2 separate regions of the Homo sapiens genome follow, and region 1 is linked to region 2. A link is an interaction called in ENCODE POLR2A ChIA-PET data of the cell type or tissue named here. Cell type or tissue: GM12878. All regions are shown on one strand. Links, peaks and the distances in the headings refer to the core of each region. The heading gives the core; the rest is flanking DNA.

Region 1 (5,380 bases), core at 217-5,216, 52 kb after region 2:
ATGCCTGTAAACCTAGCACTTTGGGAGGCCAAGGCAGGAGGATGGGTTTGGCTCAGGAGTTTGAGACCAGCCTGGGCAACACAGCAAATACCCCTGTCTCTAAAAAAAAAAAAAAAATTGGCCGGGCGTGGCGGTGCACACCTGTGGTTCCAGCTACTTAGGAGGCTGAGGTGGGAGGATTGCTTAAGCCCCAGGAGGTTGAGGTTACAGTGAACCATGTTTTTGCCTCTGCACTCCAGCCTGGGTGACAGAGCAAGACCCTGTTTCAAAAGGAAAAAAAAAGAAAAAGAATCTTAATTTAGTCACTTAATCTGTAAAGACCTTTTTACTTTATAAGGTAAAATGGACAGGTTCCAAGAATTAGGATCTGTTCTGTTTGTTTGTTTGAGACAGGGTCTCACTCTGTTGCCCAGGCTGGAGTGCAGTGGTGCCATCCTGGCTCACTACAACCTCCGCCTCCAGGTTTCAAGCAATCCTCCTGCCTCAGCCTCCTGAGTAGCTGGGACCACAGGTCCTTGAGCCACCATGACTCACCAATTTTTTGTAAAGACTGGGTTTCACCATGATGCCCAGGCTGGTCTCGAACTTGAGCTCAAGCAATCCTCCTGCCTTGACCTCCCAAAGTGCATGAGCCACTGATACATCTTTTAGTGGCAATTATACAGCCTACCACAATGATGGAGAAGGGCTAACATTTTATTTTAAGGCTTGGAGTGTTTTTTTTTTTTGAGACGGAGTCTCGCTTTGTCGCCCAGGCTGGAGTGCAGTGGCGTGATCTCAGCTCACTGCAAGCTCTGCCTCCCGGGTTCACGCCATTCTCCTGCCTCAGCCTCAAAGAGTAGCTGGGACTACCGGCACCCGCCACCACGCCTGGGTAATTTTTTGTATTTTTAGTAGAGATAGAGTTTCACCGTGTTAGCCAGGATGGTCTCGATCTCCTGACCGCGTGATCTGCCTGCTTTGGCCTCCCAAAGTGCTGGGATTACAGACGTGAGCCACTGCGCCCGGCCAAGGCCTGGAGTGTTTTAAGCAGGCGAGAGACAAGCTCTGATGAACACTTTAAAAATATCACTGGTTGATGCTGACTTAACCCTTTACTCAACGGGATGTTCAACCCCCTCCCCTCAATGCACCTGAGCCCCTTCCCCTGTCCCAGCACCCCACTTGCAGTAGGTGCTCTGGAAATGAGGAGTCTTCTTGGTAGCTGCAAAATTGTTACTCAGAGACCAGCCTCTCTGCAGACAAGTCCAAGTGCAGAACAAAGCTCGGGTGAGCCCTTAATTTTATTGTGACACAGAAAACAAAAAGATGATTGTTTCTGAGGCAGATTCTAAAACAGTAGGGTGTTTTTGTTTTGGTTTTGGTTTGGATTTTGTGGGTTTTTTTTTTTTTGTTAATCCCACTTTCATTCTTTTCAAATGGCAGCAAGCAAGACTGAAAAGACTGAATCACTCCACTGTTTTTCACTTTGACATTTTCTCCCAAACCAACTTCACTCGCCCCCCAGTCAGAAAAAGTGGGAAGGAACCTGTCCCCAGACTGGAACCAGCTGCCCACCCACAGTCTCCGCTGGCGCCACGGGGTCCTGGATTCTTAGGATGGGGTGGGGGGACAGACAGCCTGTCTACTGCCAGGACCGGCCTCCCCTTCCCGGGCTCTGAGCAGCCTATCTCCACACGGGATACCTGCAGTACATGTCTTGCCTCAGTTTTCTCCAGTTCTACAAAAGTTCCCTGCTCTGACCTTATCCCCACTGCGTACTGGGCCTGCCCAGCTGTGGCCCCAGCTACTCAGCTACTCAGCAGTGGGGGTTCAGGCACGAAGCAGATGTTTAGTGTGTGCCTCGGGAGTGCCAGGCCCTGGGGATGGAGCTGTGAGCTGTGATGAGGGCCCCCACCTTCAAGGAGTCTAGTGGGGGAGACAGACAGTCTAGATGTACAAACCCACCAAGAAATAGCAACTCACCAGTAGTGATGATGTCACCACAGAAAAAGGGCAGGGAGCCAGGGGAGAGAGTAATTCTGAGGATTGGGAGTTGTCATTTAGATAACTGGGTCAAGGAAGGTCTAAACATTTTAGCAGAGACCTGGAGGATGAACAAGAATCAGACAGGAGAAGAACATTGCAGGCAGGGAAAACTGCCTTCTGTGCAAAGGCCCTGAGTCAGGGAAGACTTTGAGATCTCTGAGGAAGCACCGAGGGATAAGAGTTGGGAAGATAGGGAGAGATGAGGTTCAACAGGCAGCCAAGAGTCAGATCACTTGGGTCTTAAACCACTGAAGGATTTACACTATTAGATTTACAATTGTTGTTGTAGCTGGGTGTGGTGGCTCACACCTGTAATCCCAGCACTTTGGGAGGCCAAGGCAGGCGGATCACCTGATTTCAGGAGTTTGAGACCAGCCTGGCCAACATGGTGAAACCCTGTCTCTACTAATACAAAACAATTAGCCGGGTGTGGTGGTGCATGCCTGTAATCCCAGCTACTTGGGAGGCTGAGGCAGGAGAATCACTTGAACCCAGGAGGCAGAGGTTGCAGTGAGCTGAGACTGCACCATTGCACTCCAGCCTGGGCAACAAGAACAAAACTCTGTCTCAAAAAAAAAAAAAAAAGACAATTGTTGTTGACACAGGGTCTCACTCTGATGCCCAGGCTGGAGTGCAATCGCATGATCATGTCCCTCTGCAGTCTTGAACTCCTGGGCCCGAGTGATCCTCCCAGTTTTACTTCCCCAGTAGCTAGAACTATAGGCGTGTACCACCATGCCCAGCTAATTATTTTATTTTATTTTTATTTTTAACTTATTTTTACCATTTGTTGTTGAGACGGACTCTTACTCTGTTGCCCAGGCTGGAGTGCAATGGCGCAATCTCAGCTCACTGCAACCTCCACCTCCTGGGTTCCAGTGATTCTCCTGCCTCGGCCTCCAGAGTAGCTGGGACTACAGGCACCTGCCACCACGCCCGGCTAATTTTTTTGTATTTTTAGTAGAGATGGGGTTTCACTGTGTTAGCCAGGATGGTCTTGATCTCCTGACCTTATGGTCCACCCGCCTTGGCGACAGGCCTAATTTTTTTTTTTTTTTGAGATGGAGTCTCCCTCTGTCGCCGGGGCTGGAGTGCAGTGGCACGATCTCAGCTCACTGCAACCTCCACCTCCTTCTCCTGCCTCAGCAATTCTCCTGCCTCAGCCTCCCGACTAGCTGGGACTACAGGCACCCGCCACCACACCCAGCTAATTTTTTTTTTTTTTTGTATTTTTAGTAGAGACAGGGTTTCACCGTGTTAGACAGGATGGTCTCGATCTCCTGACCTCGTGATCCACCCGCCTTGGCCTCCCAAAGTGCTGGGATTACAGGCGTGAGCCACCGCGCCTGGCCTAATTTTTTTATTTTTTGTAGAGACAGGGTCTCGCTGTGTTGCCCAGGATGGTCTCGAACTCCTGGCCTCAGGGAATCATCCTGCCTCGGCCTCCCAAAGAGCTGAGAGCACAGGCTTGAGCCATCACACTCTGCCTTTTACAATTTTAAGAAATTCACAGAAAGGTTCCCATGGGAGTTCATCTAACAGCTTCCAAAAGCCAACTTCAACGAGTTGCTGATTGCAGTCAACAAATATTGATTGAGTACTTTTCCAACTGGCCCTATGCTTGGTGCTGTGGGAATGGTTCCTTTTTTTTTAAAATACATTTTATTGTGTATATATAAGATATACAATATGTTGTAAGATACATATAGAGTAAAATGGTTACTGTAGTGAAACAAACTAACATATCCATCATTTCACATGGGTACCCATTTTCCTCCCTGTGGCAAGAGCAGCTATAATCTGCTCATTTAGCAAAGATCCTGAATACAACACACTGTTATTAACTATAACCCTCATGCTGTACATTAGGTCTTTCCACTTCTTCATCCTACATGTTTGCCACTCTGTACCCTTTGACCTACATCTCCCCATTTCCTAGTTAGTTTTGAGGGCTTTTTTTTTTTTTTTTTTTGAGACAGAGTCTCTCTCTGTCACCCAGGCTGGAGTGCAGTGGCGCGATCTCGGCTCACTGCAATCTCTGCCTCCCGGGTTCACGCCATTCTCCTGCCTGGGACTACAGGCGCCCGCCACCATGCCCGGCTAAGTTTTTGTATTTTTAGTAGAGACCGGGTTTCATCGTGTTAGCCAGGATGGTCTCAATCTCCTGACCTCGTGATCCGCCTGCCTCGGCTTTCCAAAGTGCTGGGATTACAGGCGTGAACCACCTACCCAGCAAGATCTAGCTTTTGTGCTCAGCCTCTGGGTGTTGACCTCTAAACCCTTGGAATGTCATATCTGATAGTCATTGTTTAGGGTGGAGCTGGCCACACCTGATAGTCTAACAATGTGGTTTAGCCTGGGGTCTGGCTGCAGCAGGTCACCGAACAGTGTGGCTTAGGGTGGAAGCTTTGGGACACAAGATATGGACCCACATAGCTGGACCTTAGGAGGAGCTGGAGTCTGAGATTTGCCACCTGGGCAGTCAACCCTGCCTGCATGATGGGACCTCAATAAAGACTCTAGACACCAAGACAGTGAGTTTACTAGGGTGGCAATAGTCTGTGCACATTGTCACACATTGATGCTGGGAAAGTAACGCTGTCCCTGATTCCACAGGGAGAGGATAATGGAGGTTCCAGGTTTGGAACTTTCCTAGCCCCTTCCCTATACACCATTTCCCTTGGCTGGTTTTAATCCATATCCTTCAGCTGTAATAAACTGCAGCTATGGTTATACAGCTTGCAGCGAGTTCTGTGAGTCCTGGCTGATTATGGAACCTAAGGATGGTTTGGGGAAACCCTGAACTCTGTCGTTGTGTGAGCAGTGTCACTCAGCCACCTTGTTTATGCTTTTCTTTTTCTTTCTTTTTTTTTTTTTTTTCTGAGACGGAGTCTGTCCTCTAGGTTCGAGTGCAGTGGTGCGATCTCAGCTCACTGCAACCTCCGCTCCTCGGGTTCAAGCAATTCTCCTGCCTTGGCTTCCCGAGTAGCTGGGACTCCAGGCCTGCGCCACCACACTCAGCTAATTTTTGTATTTTTAGTAGAGACAGGGTCTCCCTATGTTGCCCAGACTGGTCTTGAACTCCAGGGCTCAGTGATTTGCTCGCCTCGGCCTCCCAAAGTGCTGGGATTATAGGTGTGATCCACCGAGCTCAGCCCAGCCAATATGTTTTACTTTATAAGACATTGTGAAACTGGCTGGGTGTGAATGGTTCATGCCTATAATCCCAATCCCAACACTCTGGGAGGCGGAGGCCAATGATGGTGAGGGCATCATTTGAGGCCAGAAGTTCGACACAGCCTGGGCAACAGAGTGAGAGAGACCCTGTCTCTATTTTTTAAAAAACAAAATA
Region 2 (5,348 bases), core at 349-5,348:
AGTGCTGAAATATAAAACTTTAGAACTAGGTATCTTAAGTATGATCATAGTCTCCATAGTAGATATATATCCAAAATAGAGTTGGAAGAGGACATTAAAAGAATTATAAGAAAATTTAGCTAAACTTTGAGCAGCAACAACAATTTTAAAAGGGATATAGGGACAAAGAAAGGAAACCTGGATAAAATGAATTACAAGAGTCAATCCCCAGAGGAGACTGAAAATCTAAGCATTCCTGTTACCATAAAAGAAGTTAAAATGGTTATCAAAGCTACCTTTGCCTTCTCTTCCACAAGTACTAAGGCTAGTTTCACAGGTGAACTCTTTACAACTTTCAGGGAATAGGTAGCCCAATTCTATTTAAACTTGGCCAAACCATAGAGAAAGTAGGAAAACCACAATGTTATTTTTAGTAATCATACCAAAAGCTGATAAAACTCATAAAAAGAAAAAACTATTTTTTTATGAATATAAATCTAAAACTCCCAAATAAAATATTAGAAAGTAAGACCTAGCAACGCAACTGGCAGGGGGAGTTATCTTAGGAATGCAAGGATGGTACAATTACAGAAATCTTAGGCTGGGCACGGTGGCTCACACCTGTAATCCCAGCACTTTGGGAGGCCAAGGCGGGTGGATCACAAGGCCAGGAGTTTGAGACCAGCCTGGCCAAGACAGTGAAACCCCGTCTCTACTACAAATACAAAAAAAATTACCCGGGCGTGGTGGTGGGCGCCTGTAATCCCAGCTACTCAGGAGGCTGAGACAAAGAATTGCTTAAACCTGGGAGGTGGAGGTTGCAGTGAGCAGAGATCGTGCCACTGCACTCCAGCCCAGGCAAAGGCAGGTTTTTTTGAGATGGAGTCTTGCTCTGTCGTCCAGGCTGGAGTACAGTGGTGTGATCTCAGCTCACTGCAGCCTCTGCCTCCTGGGTTCATGCAATTCTCCTGCCTCAGCCTCCCGAGTAGCTTGGATTACAGGCGCATGCCACCAGGCCCAGCTAATTTTTGTATTTTTAGTAGAGACGGGGTTTCACCATGTTGGCCAGGCTGGCTCGAACTCCTGACCTAAAGTAATCCACCTGCCTTGGCCTCCGAAAAGTTCTGGGATTACAGGCATGAGTCACCATGCCCAGCCTACAATATAGAAATCTTTAATATAATTACTCAAATAGGCCAGAGGCAGGAGAGGGGCAGTTATCACTTCAAGAATGCTGAGAAAGCATTTGTTAAAATTCAATATCCATTCCTAATGGATGAAATACTACAAAACAGAAATGAATGGACTAAAACAATATAAAATAGGAATGGATGGATACTTCCATAACAATACAAAAAACACATATATTTCAGCCAAATGCTAGTATCTCTTTATTTTTTTATTTTTATTTATTTATTTATTTTTATTTATTTATTTATTTTTTGAGACGGAGTCTCGCTCTGTCACCCAGGCTTGAGTGCAGTGGCGTGATCTCAGCTCACTGCAACCTCCGCCTCCCGAGCTCAAGTGATTTCTCCTGCCTCAGCCTCCCAAGTAGCTGGGATTACCAGTGCCCGCCACCATGCCCAGCTAATTTTTGTATTTTTAGTAGAGACGGGGTTTCACCAGCTAGCATCTTTTTAATGGTGACACATAGGAAGCATTTCAAGAGATGTTGGGAATAAGATAAGGATGCCTACTGTCACCACTATGACTTACAAAATACACAAAAATCAGTAGCTCTTCTAGCTATATGTATAATAGCAGCCAGTTAGAACATATAATTGAAGATCCCTTTTACCATGGTTAAAAAAAAAAGTGCTATCTAAGAATACATAGCAAGAAATATGTAGAGCGTATATGAAGAAAACTTTTAAACTACCAAAGAGTATAACAGAAGACTTAAATAAATGAGTCTCTTCTTGGATAGGAGGACCTCTCAGTATTGTAAAGGTGACAGTTTTCTCTAAACTCTAAGTTTAATTTGCTCAACATAAAAAGAGCAACATGATTTTTTTCTGGAACTTGACATGCTGATTTAAAAGTTTAAGGCAAGAAAATTCTGAAAGTTAGGGAGATGACAACCATACCACATCTTAAAATACATTAAAATAAATGTTAATAGTTTGGTCCCATTACTATATGACAAGAATGGCAGAATAATGGAATACAATAAAAGCCCAGAAATAGAACTAACTAAAAATGAAAATTTACCATATGACAAAGGCATTGTGTCAAAACTGTGGTGAAAGATGGACTGTTTGGTAAATGATTCTGGGATAAATGGCTAGCTTTCTGGGGAGAAATATTATATCCCTACCTATAAGTGCACATCTGTAAGTATATGCTGTGCACATATAGAGTGTCTGAAAGAATGCATATGAACTTTTTACTTGTTCCACAGACTAAGACAATTGAGGATCAGAAATGTAAGATTTACTTTTTATTTACATATTCATTTTTTTTAAACCATGTATAATTAGTAACCCTTTCAATGAACAAACTTGTTAACATTTTTGATTTAGTTGGCAGGCAGTTGGAGTTTGACCTTTTGAAGCATTAACTTGACTGACTTTTCTGTGTTTCTCCCCAGTGACCTGTGCATGGATTGTGCCTTGCAGCTGGAGACCTGCCCATTGTGTCGTAAAGAAATAGTATCTAGAATCAGACAGATTTCTCATATTTCATGACACATGTGAAGAGGCATCGTGGACTTTTTTCTACTCAATTCCAGCCAATGTTGAAAAGAAAAAGAAAAAAAAAACTCTCTAATCAGTTGTACACACATTGAAACTTATAGCCATGGCCAGATTTTATGCTAAAAATGGTAGTTTGTCAAAGACAAAATTCTCTTAGAATCTAATCCAACTTGCCAGCCCTGAGAAAATCCCTTTTAAGGCCAAGGAAAGCTGAATGCTAGCAGCCAGGCCTGTGGTACTTCCATGAGAAACCATAGCAGACAATGCCCTCCCAAGTACTGAAATCACACTGGAATCCCCCTTGTTGGGTTCATTTGATTGTTTAACACAGGATGTGTTGTGTCATTCTGAAGTTTTTATTTGGGGCAGAAGTCTTTATGGAGATGTAAATGACAGCGTTTCTGGGTTATGCATAACTTCTCACTGGTCAGAGACACCGGTGTGTCAAGCATGGATATTGCATTGCAAGACTTGAATCTATAAAAATTAGAATCACACAGTCAGTACTACAAGCAAAACAGAGAACCTGAAAGAAGGTGCACAGACTGTAAGAAAAAACCCAAGTTTGTGATATTTCAGTGATTCCAAAGAACATTCTAGGTTTTTTGTTTGTTTTTTTGTTTTTTGGGTTTTTTTTTTTTACTGCAGAAAATTGGTGGTATTTTCACATTCATAGTGTTTCTATCCAATTTCAGTACCCACATTTAATGAGGAAAAAATGTTTTACCAATGAAGGAGGAATTCTTAAATTAGCTGTAATGTTAGGTTGGAGAAAATTTGGTATTTAGGGTATTTTCAAGGTACCATCAAATCAGATTTCTGTTTTTTTGTTAAAAAAAATTTTTTTAATCAGTATTGTTTTTACAAGTAATATACTTTGAAACTCTTGAACTAATAGTCTCAAAAACTCTAGAGGACAGTCTGAGAACACGTATTTCTATTGTTCTAAATAAATACATGTTTTTGAATAGTTCAATCATGAATTATTGACTATGTCTTCATCAAAAGTGTTAATCCCTCTCAGGGTCTCTGGTGAAGACCTTCAAGAGTTTGGTTTTTTCTCCCAGGAAATTGGAAGGTAGAATTGTAAATTCATAGAACTTCTTTTATAATGGTGTACCTCAGCAGCTGCCTTTCAATTTATGCCAAGTCCTTACAGAGTTTATACTTGAATAGTAAATATGTCTTCTGAGTTTTACAGTGTCTTAAACTCAATGCACATTTTTTTTTCTTCTTTTTCCACCCCTTCTTGTTTGTAGTTCATTATACCTGTCCTATTACAGAACTGATTTCCTTCCTGGCTGTACATGTTGGGGTGCTGGATTTTTTTCCGTGTCTTTAGTCTTCCATAAATCCACACACACACACACACACAAAAAATATATATATATATAAATATATATGTAGGATACATGTTCTCTTCTTTAGCTTGTGGTGAATACAGTAATTTGCATTGAAGAATAAAACATCTGTTGCCTTTTTTGACTAAGATTTCACAACTTTCATTGGTGTATACTGCTAAGGTTCCAAGACATTATACTCTCAGACTTTAAGGGCTACTTTTGGGAGTAGGAGAGAATCAAGTATTAGAATTAAGAATAAGGCCACTTACTCATCCAGCAGATTGTTATTGAGCACCTAATATGTGCTGGGCACTGTGCCTATGTGGCATACAAAATATGCTTGTAGAGCTTATGTCTAATAAGCTTGTCTAATTATTGTCTATTATTATGTCTAACAGTAATTTGGAAGTGGTCCAGCTGAGACTAAAGGTAGTCTGTACATTTAGTAGAGAGAGGGAAAAATAGATGGAATTAATAGATAATTTGCGAGGCAAAGGAATGCAGGAGCCTAACAGCTTTCTAAAAATCTACCCTTGAAGTTTGTTCCTAAGGTGGGGAGAAGACAATATATTTGTGTTTATTGTAACAGATTTTTAGTGGAAAAGAATAGGGTCCTAGAGAGAATGAGGGGGACCTAATTTAGATGGTGGTGGGAGTGTCAGAAGAAACCTCACTGGGGAAGTAACATTAGTGAAACTTAAAGGAGGAAGTAGGACATAGCCTGGCAGAGACTGAGGACTAGCTTCTAGGACTGGGTAGCTAGGCGAACACAACATTTTAGGCAAAGGCACTAACTGAGGAAGAATGGGTCTCAGTGGGTTTGGGGATCCGATGGAAGGCCCCTGTAACTGGAAAAATAGGAAGCAAGTAGGTAGAATAGGTAATGCTACAGTGTTGGAGAGGCCAGGGAACTGCTCATGAAGGCTATGTGAAGGATTTTCTGTTTTATACTAAGTGCAGTAGAAGGCAAAGGTGTTTAAGCATGGAAGTGCCTTGATAATTCTAACAGATGGCTCTGGCTTCTATTTGGAGAATGGAATGGAGGAGTGGGGTGGGCTGGGGGTAAAGGACAAGCAAAAAAATGGAAATAGACCAGTAAAGAAATGTGTGGTCCAGCTGAAACTAAAGGTAGTCTGTACATTTAGTGGAGAGAAGGAAAAATAGATGGAATTAATAATTTGCCAGGCAAAGGAATGCAGGAGTGTAACAGCTTTCTAAAAATCTACCCTTGAACTTTGTTCCTAGGGTGGTTTACGTTTCCTGTTCTTAAGTTCTAGATCATAAAACAAAAGGGCTTCAATATTAAATTGATCAAATCATCCAGGAT

The links. ChIA-PET counts read pairs that join two places held together with the same protein. Peaks named below come from ENCODE experiments on the same cell type or tissue, not always from the same donor. Only the 100,000 strongest peaks of a DNase experiment are listed, where the experiment ranks them.
Region 1: POLR2A ChIA-PET joins it to region 2 with 5 read pairs; 23 of 35 experiments call an interaction of 5 or more read pairs at or near these places.

Annotation. Positions count from the first base shown.
Region 1 is chr16:57,288,444-57,293,823 of GRCh38, forward strand. No RefSeq gene overlaps it. Among named protein-coding and RNA genes, the nearest start is that of PLLP, 6.5 kb to the left of the region's middle. RefSeq lists a silencer at 4,214-4,508. In GM12878, for the core only: no CTCF peak of the experiment used is centred there; no DNase peak of the experiment used is centred there.
Region 2 is chr16:57,236,307-57,241,654 of GRCh38, forward strand. It overlaps RSPRY1 (ring finger and SPRY domain containing 1), which reads left to right. Exons shown (of 15, transcript NM_133368.3): 15 at 2,573-4,163. The coding sequence ends at 2,669. Among named protein-coding and RNA genes, the nearest start is that of ARL2BP, 6.3 kb to the right of the region's middle. In GM12878, for the core only: no CTCF peak of the experiment used is centred there; a DNase peak (open chromatin) is centred at 3,017; H3K27ac peaks cover 642 bases.